Regions from separate parts of the Mus musculus genome. Here region 1 is linked to region 2. A link is a loop called in an ENCODE intact Hi-C map of the cell type or tissue named here. Cell type or tissue: heart. All regions are shown on one strand. Each heading gives the region's core, and the rest is flanking DNA. Links, peaks and the distances in the headings are about the cores only.

Region 1 (6,070 bases), core at 627-5,626, 330 kb after region 2:
GCGGCTCTGACACCAAGATCCGGTTTCAGGAAATGCAAACGGCTGCAGACCGCAGAGAGGCCCTGGTGCAGAGCGGAGCGAGAGCTCCACCTGCCTGTTCCCTCTTGCTTCCAGGGCCTAGCCAGCTGCTCTCGCCACGCTCTGCTTCCAGGGCTGACCCTCCCAGAGCTGGAGCCCTCCTTTGGGCCCTGGCTCCCTCAGCACAGATAGTCACTTTAGAAGCCTGCTTGCCTCAGGATCTTCCCAGGCTCCCAGTGGTAGCTCTAGAGAGAGGAAGCAGGCCCTTCCAGACTTGGAGGGACACAGGATCAGGAGTCAAGCTTACCAAGTGGAAGCGATTGGATGAGTTAGCCCCAACAGTCTACTCTTAGTACGTTCCTACCTCACAGAGCTGTGTGGGTGCCTGAGACTGGACAGAAAGAAAACTGTAGGCCCTGTAGGCCCGGGACAGGATATTTCTTTAGAGCCACCCAGCAGAAGCTCAGTGCAGAGTTCTACCCAAGCAAAAGCAACCCAGCGGAGGAAGGACAGAGCCAGCTGCTTCTCCGCTTCTCCACGACAGGGTGCCTTGGCAGTTTGGTTTGCTGTTTCCCCCTCCCCGGGCCTTGGCTCTAAAAGAAACTTCAGAATACTGCCCACTTTGTACTTGATGGCTTTCAAGACACCAGAGCCTGTATTTAGGCACACAGGGTGACCTTGACAGTGGGGCTCACGTCAGAAATCCAGTCAGGGGCAGGGCAGGCCATGGGCAGAGCCCTCTTCAGCAGCCTCCACTTCTTCAGATGCAATGCCCACACAGATCATGGTGGCCATTAAATTTCAATGAAGTCAGTGGAAGCTAATTCTGGAGTTGTGCTCCACCCATCCACCTACTCACTCACAGGGGCATATACCCAGCCCCTCCACTTGCTCCTCACTTGGAGTTCTAAAACCTTGGGATGAGTTTGAGACCACCTAGGCTATGAAGAACAGTTCTGTCTCAAAAACAAACTATAAAAAAGCCCAGAAGGGGGGAGGGAGGAAGGGAGGGGAGAGAGAGAGAGGAAGAGAGAGAGAGAGAGGAAGAAGGAGGAGGAGGAGGAAGAGGAGGAAGAAGAAGAGGAGGAGAGGGGGAAGAGGAAGAGAGGAGGAGGAAGAGGAGGAGGAAGAAGAGGAGGAGGAGAGGAAGAGGAGGAGGAGGAGAGAAAAGATCCCAGCTGAGCAACAGCAAATGAGGGCTTCCTTAGGTGTCCCAGGAGAGGATAATCTTATGCACTTGGTCCCTGATTTCCTGGCTCTGTCAGCAGGAAGGGGCTGGGGGCTCATGAGAGCATCATACAGAGAGATGACGAGGAGGGAGGGAGAGGCTCCCACAGTTCCCACAGTGTTCCTACACAGCTGTGGGTAGCATTATAGCTGCTCTTCATGAGGTGCCAGAACCTGTCCAGCTGTGGCTGCTCTGGCCTTCTGACGTTCTTTTTGGGGGTTCTTTAGCGGGGTCCCCCTGTGTCTTTGGGGTCTCACGGCATGAACTTAGACATCCTGCCCCCTAACTGGGTTACAGAGCCGGGATGTTAGCACTGGGAAGAAGTCACTGGAACCCTGGTGAGGTTGTATGTAGTGATGGTGGCAGGGAAGGAAGGGTCCAGGCTCTGTTCAATGATGGCAAGGCAGAAGACCCAGAATTCTGGCAGCCCGGGCATTACCCCAGATTCAGCCACAGCCCAGGAAGAAGCACAGCCACTCGGGTCCTGTTTGGCGTAGGTGTGGGCAAAAGCCTACCAGCGGGTCCCAGAGCTCACCTCTCTTAGGGCCTCTTCCTGCCTGGACCCATGGAGAGCCACCTGCTGCATGGGTGGGCGCTGAGGCCACGCAGGGCTAGGAAAGCAGGCTGGAGCTTGGCCAGCCCTGCCACCAGGGACCAGCACTGAAATGATGGAGGAGCCCAGGTGGAAACTTGCAACTTTTATTAAATACTCATCCGCCCGTTTGCCACCACCACCCAGAGCAGGAAAAAAAATTATCAAAATAGGATTAAAAACCCAAACCACAAAACAAATGAAACCCAGTCCCCAGCAGTCTGGGTACAGGCCACTCGCTTGCCTCTCTGCCACAGACAAGCGAAGAGGCACCTTCACTCCAGCCACAGGCCCCTGAGGAATTAATTCTGACTGTGGTGGTGGGAAGTCCCTGGTGCCAAGTGGCTAGGCATCTTGGCCACCGTAGCCCCAGGAGACGGTTATTGCTGGGAGGCGCTGGGCTGAAAGCTGTCGGCCTTTCCCCTGGTGGTACTAGCAGCCAGGGTGGAGGCCAGTCCTCGTCCACCTAGTCACCACCTCCCTGAGGAAGGGAGTGGACAGAGCAGGAATAATATCCTGCCAAGGGAGGGACGCAGGTGTCTGGCAGCCTGGTGACCAAGCTCAGTGTCGACTGCCTGCTGCCTGGCCCTCATCTTGGGTGTAGCCCACAGACCTTTCCACTAGAGGCCATTTTCCTGTTGCCTCATCACCCCTGAGGCCTATGCGGCCATCTTCTTGGGGTCAGCTGTGGCTGGGGGCCCCGGAGGCAGGGCTGCCTGTGAGCATGGAGCCTTCTCCAGTGTGGTGTGGGAGCTGGTCCTCTTGGGCTCAGCAGCCGCTCTCTGTGGTTTCCAGGGTCACAGCCCCTTGCTGCATAGCAGCAGTGGCTACGCTTATGGCCTCCTCCAGGGTCTGCTGGTCCTCCAGCTGTGGAGAGGTGCAGCAGGGGGAGAGGTCAGTTCCTCCCTTCCAGACCCCACAGACCTGTGTGCTCCACCCACTCCCTTGGTTGGTTTGGTTTTCGAGACAGGTTTCTCTGTGTAGCCCTGGCTGTCCTGAAACTCACTCTGTAGTGAGTGGCCTCAAACTCAGAGATCCACCTGCCTCTGCCTCCCAAGTGCTGGGGTTAAAGGCTCTTTCTTATTAGGGCTCTACTAGAGGAAAACTCCCTGGTAAAGAGCCCTGTTAGGCACGTCCTGGGCAGACCACAGGCTACTCTGTGTTAGACATCAGCTGGCTCACAGAACAGCAACTGGCTGGAAAACGCCTTAGAGAGGATTCGCTCCAGCTTCTCTGTCTCCCAGGTGGAGAGACTAAGCGTGAAGCACAGGTGCTGCCTCAGCCACCCCAAGGTGAAGGACTCCCCAGTCTCCTTGTATAGGCAGAGGGGGCCTGAGCTCTCCCTCACTGCCCACGCCCCCCACCCCCACTCCCTTTCAGGCTCCCTCTCCCTCCAGTCTTCAGCCCACCTGCACTGCGATGTGTGTTCCGTTGGCTGTGGCCAACAGCGCCACCTGTTGGTGATGAAGAGACGCCACGCTTGAGTCCTCAGTCACCAAGGCCCCAGAGGTAATGATTGTGACCTGGAGACACAGAAGCAGAAGACCTTGCACCTGCTCCATGGCTGGGGCAGCACAGACGGGACGGACAAGGTCACTGCGCTGTGGAGGTGATTGTGATTGCATTTTTCTCTTTAGTTTGCACGATTTTCTTGCAGGCTGTCAGGTTGGTAGAGACAGCACTGGGGACTGAACTTAGGGACTTGGTGTTCAGAGCCACCAAGCTACACCCAGTCCTTCCCATGCTTTGTGTTTTTGAGTAAGCTGTCCAGGCTGACCCGGAGCTGTCTTAGTTCCAAATCGCAGGGAGTACACCTATGGCAGATACGCTGCCTGGAGCTGCCTGCCAAAGGCTTTTAAGGATGAAGGTTGCTGAGGGGACTGGTTTTTTATTTTTTTGTTTTTTAAAATTTATTTATTTATTATATGTAAGTACACTGTAGCTGTCTTCAGAAACCCCAGAAGAGGGTATCAGATCTCATTACAGATGGCTGTGAGGCACCATGTGGTTGCTGGGATTTGAACTCAGGACCTTCAGAAGAGCAGTCGGTGCTCTTAACCGCTGAGCCATCTCTCCAGCCCTAGGGGACTGGATTTGTTTGTTGTTTGAGACATGGTCTCTCTTTGTGGTCCTAGAAATTGTTATAATATAGATCAGGCTGGCCTTGAACTCACAGATGCTTTCCTGCCTCTGCCTCCAGAGTGTTGGGATTAAAGGTGTGTACCACCACACCTGGCCTTTGAGGGGTGACTTTAAAGTCTGGGAGGTTGGGGTCTGGTGAGATGGCTCAGTGGTTAAGAGCACCAACTGCTCTTCCAAAGGTCCTGAGTTCAAATCCCAGCAACCACATGGTGGCTCACAACCATCTATAATGCTATCTTCTGGAGTGTCTGAAGACAGCTACAGTGTACTTACATATAATGAATAAATAAATAAATAAATAGTCTGGGTGGTTGAGTCTTGGGAACTGAACCTAGGACTTCACACATGCCAGATGGCAGCTCTATGACTGAGCTGTACCCCATACTTTGCTTTGCCCAGACTGACCTTAAAGTTGTGGTCCTCCTGCCTTAGCTACAACTACAGGCTCATACCACTAGGCCTGGCAGGGAGACTTTTATGGTGTCTTTGTCTCATGAAATCTTGGATGGTTTGGTCTGTGCATGTAATGCCCTCTGACCCCCATGACAAGGTTACACAGAGAACAAGGAAAGTGCCTGGTCATACGGGCTGAGTCTGCGTGCCATCAGCGCTGACCATGGTGACCGTGTGTGTGCCAGATGTGGCTAGTTCTTCATGATGACCGGGGATGGTGAGGGTGGTGCTGCCGTGCTGTGTCACCACACTGATGGCACTCCCCAGGGCCTGCAGGTCTTCTGGGGACAGGCTGACCTGCAGACAGGAGGGACATGAGCTGGAGTCAGGGGTGGGAGCACTGGGCTTGGGCACTGGCACAGCGCAGGGCCACGGCTACAGAAGCAGCAGCAAGGCCTCTCTCTGGCACTTGCACCTCCCACTACTTTGCCTCTGTAACCCCCTGCATGCAGGTCAGGGCCTCCACCTAGCGTGCCTTCCTCTTCACCCTAGTAGAAAGAGGCACACTAGACAATGAGGTATGGCCAAGGGGCAAGGTACTCTGTGGCCACAACACTGGCAGACTTCTGACTTCAAGATCCTCGAGACCTGATGTGACCCCACTTAAGCACAGGCATGTCATTCAGATGAGGACACTGGGAGGAGCAGGGCTGGGTGACACACTGGTCCCCTCAGATCTAGCTCTCTAAAGCCCATAAAGGCAAAACAGGTGCTTGGGTGGAGGTGAGGCCGAGGACCTCAGGGGCCATTGGGAGACTGCTCCACCCATCCCCAGGGCTTCTACCTGCTGGGTACCGTCCTGAGTGATCAGAGCCACCTGAGGGGGCCCATCCTCCTCCGTCACCATGGCTACTTGGGTTGGGATGGCACTGCTCTCTTCCTTCACTTCCGAAAGGTAAGCAATGTGGGTTGGTTTGGGTGGGGGGCTTTCCTCAGCAGCAGAGGCGGCTAGGAAAAGAGAGCCTAGACTGTTACTCGATGCTAGATGTCCGGAGAGGCTCTGTGGCCCTGCCTCCCACTCTCTGCTCCCTCACCCTCCAGCTGCTGCTGCTCATACAGGGCCTGCTCGCTCTCCTCCGTGGCCTCCAGCTCCCCGTGTGCGCTGCGCTTGTGCATGGCCAGGGTGGAGGTTTGCCGGTAGGTCTTGCCACAGCTACTGCACGTGTAGGGCTTGCAATGTGTGTGCACCACGTGGTGTTTGTACAGGCTCGAGTACTCCGTAAAGCGCTTTCCGCAGCCTGGCACCGTGCAAACGTATGGCTTCTCCCCTGGGGACACTGGGCTGTGAGGGGGGTGGGAACTGGGGCTGGCAAGGGGGAAGCTAAGGGGATAGGGTTGGGGACAGGACTGGTGACAGGAAAGCCAGGGGAAAGGGCTGAGAACTGAGACTTGGGGGCAGGAGTTGGGGAAGATGGCCTGTGGAAGACAGGAGGGCACGAGATTGGGACCTCCGCACCCAGAGACAAGGTGGAAAGAGTAAGGGGCACTTAGAGAAGGGGAGTGAGGGCAGACACTGCAATGGTGGGGTACGGGGCTAAGAGTTGCAGGCATAAGAGGAGAGACAGTGGGGTAAAGAACACAGTGTCAGGATGGGAGAAATGGCTGAGAGATGGCGGGAAGCTAGACAGGGGCTGGCA
Region 2 (8,030 bases), core at 1,668-6,667:
AGTGTGTGTGTGTGCATGTGTGTGCGAGGGAGAGAGAGAGAGAGAGAGAGAGAGAGAGAGAGAGAGATTAACACCATGACTGAAAGCAATGTTGGAGAGGAATGGATTTATTTGGCTTAAATCTCCAGGTCACAACTGAATTTAAGGTACAAGCCTGAGATGAGAGCTATGGAGGAGGGGCTGGAGAAATGGCTTCGTACTCAACAGCATCGGCTGTTCTTGCAAAGGGTTCAGGTTTGGTTTCTAGTTACTCCATGGTGGCTTAGAACCATCCATAACTCCAGTTCCAGGATCTGGCCCCTCTTCTGGTCTCCACAATCAACAGGCGTGACTATAATACCATCCATGCATGTAGGCAAAAGTATTCATACACATAAAATAAATGTTTACTCCTTTTTGAAGAGCCGTGGAGAAATGCTGCTTTCTAGTTCACTCACTGGTTCATGCTCAGCTAAGTTTCTTACAGAGCCTAGGCCCACATCTAGGGATGGTGTTGCCCACAGCGGGCTGGGCCCCAACCCCAATCATCAGACAGGACACTCTCTCACAGAGTTGCCCACAGGCCAGTCTGGTAGAGGGAACTCTTCAGTTGAGGTTATGTCAAGTTGGTGGTAAAAACTAACCAAGACGGAAATATTAAAATGTAAAATAGTCAAACATCTACAGTAATTCAATAATACTAATACTAATGTAATACAAGGAGGTTGAGCCATCTGCTTGTCGCATGTGGAGATGCAAGAAACCAGGGAAGATATAAATATCCCATAATGGGGGGCTGGAGAAATGGCTCAGCGGGTAAGGGCACTTATTGCTCTTCCAGAGGTCCTGAGTTCAATTCCCAGCAACCACATGGTGGCTCACAACCATCTTTTTTTGTTTGTTTGTTTTTTGTTTTTTGTTTTTTTCGAGACAGGGTTTCTCTGTATAGCCCTGGCTGTCCTGGAGCTCACTTTGTAGACCAGGCTGGCCTCGAACTCAGAAATCCGCCTGCCTCTGCCTCCCGAGTGCTGGGATTAAAGGCGTGCGCCACCACACCTGGCTCACAACCATCTTTAATGAGATCTGATGCCCTCTTCTGGTGTGTCTGAAGACAGCTACAGTACTCATATATATAAAATAAATAAATACAATCTTTTAAAAAAATATCCCACAATGGACAAACAGTGAGGTAGTCACAAAACAGACCACGGTACGTCATGCACTGTGAGAAGAAGGGATGAGCTTAGTCGTCAATGCTTCCGGAGCAAAGGCAGACCACAGAGAAGTACAAGCTGCAAATGGATGTCTATGCGTAAGTATACCTTCCCTCCCTATGCCATCGGTGTCGTCCCTGAAGCAGCAATAACTAACACACAATATCCCTGAGCACACGGGACTTCAAACACAGCACACTGCGCTTTACCTATCTGTCTGCCTTGCCGTACAAGTGCGCATGCGCAGGGCTGCGCAAGCGCAAGGGTGCCTGCACCTACAGCATCTTATGTGAGGTCATAACCCTTCCGGAGGGGAGGATGGGATTGAGAGAACCCCATTATGCCCATGCTGTTTCTCAGTTTGGGGCTGGCCACATTTAGGGAAGGCTTTTGTTGTTGTTGTTGTTGTTTTCCTGCCATGTGGGAGAAGGTGCTGCATGCACGTGCTCATGGGTGCGGAGTGGGGCCGGGGTGGGGGGCGGTCAGAGGGCAACCTGTGGGAATTGGTTCTCTCCTTCCACCATGTGGGGCCCTGGAAATTGAAATCAGGTTGTGAGGCTTAGAAGCAAACGCCCACTTGCCCACTGAGCCATCTCGCCCCTGGGTTTCGTTAGAAGAATTACTTTCTTTTCTTTCTTCTTTTCTTTCTTTATTTGGTTTTTCAAGACAGGGTTTCTCTGTGTAGCCCTGGCTGTCCTGGAACTCACTTTGTAGACCAGGCTGTCCTCGAACTCAGAAATCCTCCTGCCTCTGCCTCCCAAGTGCTGGGATTAAAGGCGTGCGCCACCACCGCCCGGCAGAATTGTTTTTCTTTCTGCCTCACACATATAAGATAGAAATGTTTTAAGCCGGGCAGTGGTGGCGCACACCTTTGATCCCAGCACTCAGAAGGAAGAGGCATGAGGGCCTCTGAATTTAAGGCTAGCCTTAGCCTACATAGTGAGTTTCAGGCCAGATAGGACTACACAGATACCCCCACCCCCCAAAGCAGGAAAGTGTGGTAACCCCAGTTTCACAACCTGCCTGTCAGAAGTCAAACGACATCTAGCCTTGAAATGACAAGTCTTGTGAGTTACACGGTTAACTCCAATTGTAAGTTACGCACCAGTGTCTAAGAATCTGCTCTTTGGGGGTCCAGTGTCGTGCAGACATGTGGAGACTTGAGTGGCCCTGGAGGAAGCTGACCACTGTCTCCTCCTCCGGGTTACAAACTCGGCTTCAAACAAACTTCACCATTCAGCTGTCAGATTAAAGGACCCAGACCGGATCTTACCCAGGCTCACCTGGATTTTGAGCCTGAATTTCCTGATGCCAGAGAAAGCTTTAAGTGCATTCAGAGCTTGGATTTTTACACTGTTGTCCTTCTCATCTAGCATGTCAGCCACCAAGTCGATGTCATCCATAGTACAAGAAGAGGCCTACAGTGTGTGAGGAGAGGTGGGGGAGACGGGAGAAGCGGGTGTCTTGGCCTGCACTGTCCCCCAAGTCTCTGAGGCCTTCTTTTCTTTGATGCTAGCAATCAGAGGGACAGGTCTGAGGACGCTGCCTGAGGTTACGGGTGAGCTACAAGCCAAGGACCAGACTGACTGGGAGGGCCCGGCTAAGCTCCGCCCCGCCCCGCCCTGCCCGGCCCCGCCCACCTCAGCCTCCAGCAAGTACACGCAGCGGGTGATGTTATGAAGGATCATGCTCCTGGTATACTCATCCTGTTTGCAGTCTAGAGAGTTGAGAAGTCTTCGAATCTCACCGGAGTCCCGCCCGTGGCGCTCTCTCTCGATGGCCAGGCCTAGAAAGCACCCCAGTCCACAGTTAGGGATACGGACTTAGAATTAGGAAAAGCAAGGGGCTGGGAAGTGGGGGAGAGGGAAGGAGGGAGCTGAGGGCAAAGGCTGTGCCTAGCGCTTCACGCTTCACAGACTGCTGCAACACCAACTGTGCACCGCACCAAGAACCTAATCTAATAATGTGCCATCTGCCCTGTCAGGCACTCGTTTGTCCACAATGACAACTTTCCTGGTGTGTAGCGCCAACAAGTAGGGTTCTGCTTTCACCAACAATCTCAAATTACTGACCCTTTTCCTGATGGCACAAAAGTACCCTAGGGAGAGTAGAGAGATGACTCAGTGGTTAAGGACACTGACTGTTCTTCCAGAGGACCTGAGTTCGATTTCTAGCAGCCAGATGGTGACTGACAAACATCTGTTTCTTCAGTCTGGGGATCCAATGCTCTCTTCTAGCCTCTGTGGGCACTGCACACACACACACACACACACACACACACACACACACACACACAGGCAAAACACCCAAACACATCAAATAAAGTCCCCCACGACCTAGTTGGAAACTCTGGGCAAAAGGTGTCTCAACTTTTCTTCCCTTCAGTATCTTCAGATCCTAGGCAAGAGCAGGACAGATAAAAAGCTCTTGATTTCCATTTCCAATACATAGAACAGAGAAAGCCAAGCTGATGGTTCCTGGCTGGAGACTTGGCTCTATGAAACCTGCTACCCAGAGACTCCCAAACTAGCTTCTATAGCAGAGCCTTGCCTCAGGTGCTGGGAAGGAGGAGGGGAACTGAGACAGACCGGAGGAGAGAAAGAAGGAAGGAGGAAAGAGGAGCTTGAAAGAGTCACCTTTGCCCCCACCCCCCAGGGGAGGCCTTAGGGAGGCTTCCTGGGGCAGAGCCCTCTCCCCAGGACCTGGACACTTACGGGCAATGCAGATCGGCGAGTTGGAGCAGAGTGGCGGATGACATTTTAAGCCAGTCCTGACGGCCTTGTACAGCAGGTATAAGGCCCCGGCGCCTGTAGCCAGGCCCACGAAGCTTTTGATGAGGTCCAGTTGCTCCAGGAACCGGGGAATGGTCTTGCCCATGTCTTCCGTGCTGCCTTGTGGCTAGGTAGGAGCTAGGCCTGGAGAGAACATTCTAGAACCAGAACCCTGGCAGGGCCCAGAACCAGGGTACTAGAATCAGCACTAGGCAACAAAGGACACTTAGGAGATGACGGGGTCCAGGAGGCCTCAGAGTGGTTCAGAGGAGGGAAGGTGCTACTTTAGGAGGCTGAGAAGAAGAAGTCAGAGACTCTAGGGGTAGAAGGGAGGGAGGGAGTGGGGCTCAGAGGCACCGCTTGCCTAGCGTGGAAAGGCTCATCTCTTCGGAGCTTTATGGGGTTTTGTCATCTATTTGTTTATTTTTTTCTTTCTGGTTTTTTTTTAAAGATTTATTTATTTATGTATATAAGTACACTGTAGCTGTCTTCAGGCATACCAGAAGAGGGCACCAGATCCCATTACAGATGGCTGTGAGCCACCATGTGGTTGCTGGGAATTGAACTCAGGACCTCTGGAAGAGCAGCCAGCGCTCTTAACCGGCTAAGCCATCTCTCTCTCCAGCCCCTTATATTTGTTTGTTTATAAACAGTGTAACCCTCACTATGTAACCCTGGCTGGCCTAGATCTGAGAAATCTGCCTGCTTCTGCCTAACCCTTGCTGGGTTAAAGGTGTGCATCACCACACCTGGTTTTTTACATTGAGGTGTGTCAAAGTCACATGCACGTGGATACCCAAGGCGTGCAGAAGAAAGTGTTGGACCCACTAGAACTGGAGTTGCAGACAGTGGTGAGCTGAGCCAGGTGTGTGCCAGTAACCAACCTTGGGTCATCAGGAAGAGCAAGAGCACCTAGCTGTGTGGTGCCCTCTCTCTACCTCCTCTCTGTAGTTTTTGAAATATCACCTAATTCAGGCTCTTACTATATTGTTAAGAATAACCTTTCCAGGAGCCGGGCGTGGTGGCGCACGCCTTTAATCCCAGCACTCGGGAGTCAGAGGCAGGTGGATTTATGAGTTCTCGAGGCCAGCCTGGTCTACAAAGTGAGTTCCAGGACAGCCAGGGCTACATAGAGAAACCCTGTCTCGGACCCCCCCCCCCAAAAAAAAAGAATAACCTTGATTGATCTTCCTGCCTCTACCTCCCTAGTGGCTGGCAGGTTACTGGTATGCATCACCACCGCCCAGCTCCTGTATGGTTGTGGATCTAAGTGTTGCGGCTCAGAAGGAAAAGGCTTCCGCTACGGAAATGGACTGTGCAGGGGAAGGTTTCTCCAACAAAAGTGTTACAGCCCTGCTCAGGTAGGGGGAGATCCCAGAAAAAGCTCTGCTCCCATGAAAATGTTAGAGTTGCTGCTAGAGGTATCCTGGCAATTGGGAGCCAGGGAATAACACAAGGTCACCCTGCATAACCAACAAGCGGCATACAAGAGATTGTGTCTATTGTGTCTGTTGGGAGGGTGGCTGTCTCTGCTCGAGTGAGAAGCTGCAGAGAACTGAGCAGAAGGCAAAACTTATATAAGATTTCTTGCTGCCTGGGTTGGGGGCAGGGAGATTTTCCTGTGGAGATTTCCAAGATGAGGATTGGTGGGATTTCAATTCCTGAGCTTGAGCGAGCTCAGGGATTGGTGGATTTTCCTGTTCAGGATTGGTGGGTTTTGTGGCAAGCCCAGGGGCTGGTATAGGATTCTATTTCTTGTTTCTGGTCTTGGGCTTAGGGTCAAGTCCGGGTCTGGGTGTTTATCCTTTGCCTTTTTATCCTACAGTGGGAGTGCCTGGGAGATGTGTGTGTGTGTGTGTGTGTGTGTGAGTGTGTGTACATGTGTGAACTTGTGTGTGCACCTGTGTCAGATATATATATATGCATGTGTGTTCACACACATGTACACAGGCCAGAGGATAATACTAAGTGTCTCCTTTGGGCTCACTCTCTCTCCATTGTATTTTATTACTTATTGTATTTTATGTATGTGGATGTTTTGGTTTTAGGTACGTATGTGCATCCATGAATGTCAGGTTGGAAGACAGGGTGAGATCTAGCAGTGGAGTTAGACCCTTGTGAGGTACCATGGAGATGCTGGGAGCCGAACCTGGTTCTTTGCAAGAGCAACCAATCGTCTTGACCACTGAGCCATCTCTTCAGCTCCCTCTTACTACATTAATATTACATTATGTTTCTATGCTTCTATCTGTGTGTGAGTCTGTGAACATCAATGCAGATGCCCGCAGGGGCATCACATCTTCCTGGAGCCTGAGTTACAGGTAGTTTCAAGCTGCCAGACAGATGTGCGTGCTGGGAATTGAACCAGGTAGCATGCTTGAGAGACATCTCTCTAGGCCCCGCTCCATCATAATTCCTGAGACAGGAACTCTCACTAAACCTGAGGCTCACTCACTTAGCTCAAGGGTATCCCTCTGTCCCCAACTCCCCCACGGCTCAGATTACACTAGTGTGCCTGGCTTTTGCTTGTTGATTTGTTTGTTCTTCGAGACAGGGTTTCTCTGTGTAGCTCTGGCTGTCCTAGGACTCACTTTGTGTAGACCAGGCTTCCCAAGTGCTGGGATGAAAGGTGTGCACTGACACCTTCCAGCTTCCTGTTTTATTTTTAATTAGCATACGTATTCATTGTTCAAACTGAGGAGTTTCACTAAGACATCGCATTCACTTCTCCAGTTCCTTTTTCTTTGAGCCAGGTTTGAGGGGCCAGCGGGTGCCTCGGGCCACTGCCCTTTCTTCCACTAGAGGGCAGCAGAGGCCCACTTCTAGGCTTGGGCCTTTGGGTGTCTTTCCTGACAGCTTGGGGGAAGCTCACCAGCAGCTTCCTGAACTATGTGTTGCGTTCCCACTATGAGTGGCAGACTATTCCTCAAGCATCGATGCCTCTTCCCACCCGAGTTTGAAAACAACGGATGGACACCTTAGACAGTTCTGCTGTCCTGTTGTTCTGCTTCCAATTGCAGCTGTGGAGTCGGCCTCCCTGAGGAAATCTCAAGGCTGCTTGGCTTTGTTGGCAGCATCCCAGATGGAGGCTTGCACTTGGTAGCTCTTTAAGCTATGTTGTCAGTGCTTAAAGGCTTAGACACAGCCCTCACTGTTTGCAGAGAGGGACTTGGTGCCTCTCTTTGTAACATGGCCCTAAAGGGAGAGAGAGCAGCTTTGCCTGGGCTGTGTCTGCATTTGCAGACCGAAGGGTCTATGTTTTCATTCGCACTCCAGAGGTGCCTGGAACATTCTCTCCTCTCGCCACAGCCTCTGGTGGTGACTATGGCCATGAGCTTCCTCCCCCTCCCCCCCTTTCGAGCTAGGGTAGGAGAGTCTGGACAGAGATTAAACTGTTACAGCTTGACAGGACCCACCCACTCAGAACCGCGACTCACTGTTTGCCATGGTGTAGGGAGCATGGAACACACCTATGCCCGGCATCTTCTTGTCCTCTCTGAAAATCTGCCTGGGAACCTCAGGGACTCCCAGCAACATGGAACACAAGGAAAAGGAGCAAAGTCCCTTGAAGATTCTACTGCCTTGGGATCACCTGTCACTTCCCACCAATTCAAGGCAGGAAAACAGTTCCCCCCCACCCCCAGGACTGTCACCTTAGGGTCAAAAGCCACTTTAGCTGGGCTGAGACTGGGTCTCTGCTCTGCCTTCTCACCCAGTCTTTTTACCCTTTCTGACCCCAATCGAGATGATTTAGCAAATTTCACGTTTCCCTTTTTTCTTCTGTTTTCTGGTGTTTGTGGTGTGCCCCTGTGTGTGCCCGTGTGTACCCACTTGCTTTAGAGTATATGCAGACCTGTGTGTGCAAGCATGTAGAAGCTCAAGGTCAACTTGCTACAATCTTTCTGTGTTCTGCTTTGTTGAGATAAAACAGGTGACCAGATAAAACAGGTGGGGAAAGGGTCTCTTTACCTTTCACTTCCACGTCTCAGTCTGACACTTAGGGAAATCAAGGCAGGGACTGAAGCTGAAGTCAGGGAAGGTCTTTTCCCAGCTCACTCTTCGGCTC

What was found. Hi-C counts contacts between places; a loop is a spot of excess contacts. Peaks named below come from ENCODE experiments on the same cell type or tissue, not always from the same donor. Only the 100,000 strongest peaks of a DNase experiment are listed, where the experiment ranks them.
Region 1: it touches region 2 in a loop (5-fold over the local background); 7 of 42 quality-filtered maps call a loop at or near these places.

Annotation. Positions count from the first base shown.
Region 1 is chr17:28,201,746-28,207,815 of GRCm38, reverse strand. It overlaps Zfp523 (zinc finger protein 523), which reads right to left. Exons shown (of 14, transcript NM_001357995.1): 10 at 5,468-5,701; 11 at 5,218-5,381; 12 at 4,566-4,730; 13 at 3,248-3,361; 14 at 1,930-2,705. The coding sequence ends at 2,607. Def6 (differentially expressed in FDCP 6) reads right to left here and starts at 38. Exons shown (of 11, transcript NM_027185.3): 1 at 1-38. In heart, for the core only: CTCF peaks have their summits at 3,068 and 3,307 (motif pointing left); a DNase peak (open chromatin) is centred at 3,235; H3K27ac peaks cover 411 bases.
Region 2 is chr17:28,526,924-28,534,953 of GRCm38, reverse strand. It overlaps Armc12 (armadillo repeat containing 12), which reads right to left and starts at 4,093. Exons shown (of 6, transcript NM_026290.3): 1 at 3,908-4,093; 2 at 2,834-2,979; 3 at 2,477-2,611. The coding sequence starts at 4,070. It overlaps Gm41506 (a long non-coding RNA gene), which reads left to right and starts at 1,227. Exons shown (of 3, transcript XR_003952333.1): 1 at 1,227-1,291; 2 at 5,174-5,325; 3 at 6,013-6,209. In heart, for the core only: a CTCF peak has its summit at 4,430 (motif pointing right); no DNase peak of the experiment used is centred there; H3K4me3 peaks cover 388 bases; H3K27me3 peaks cover 3,628 bases.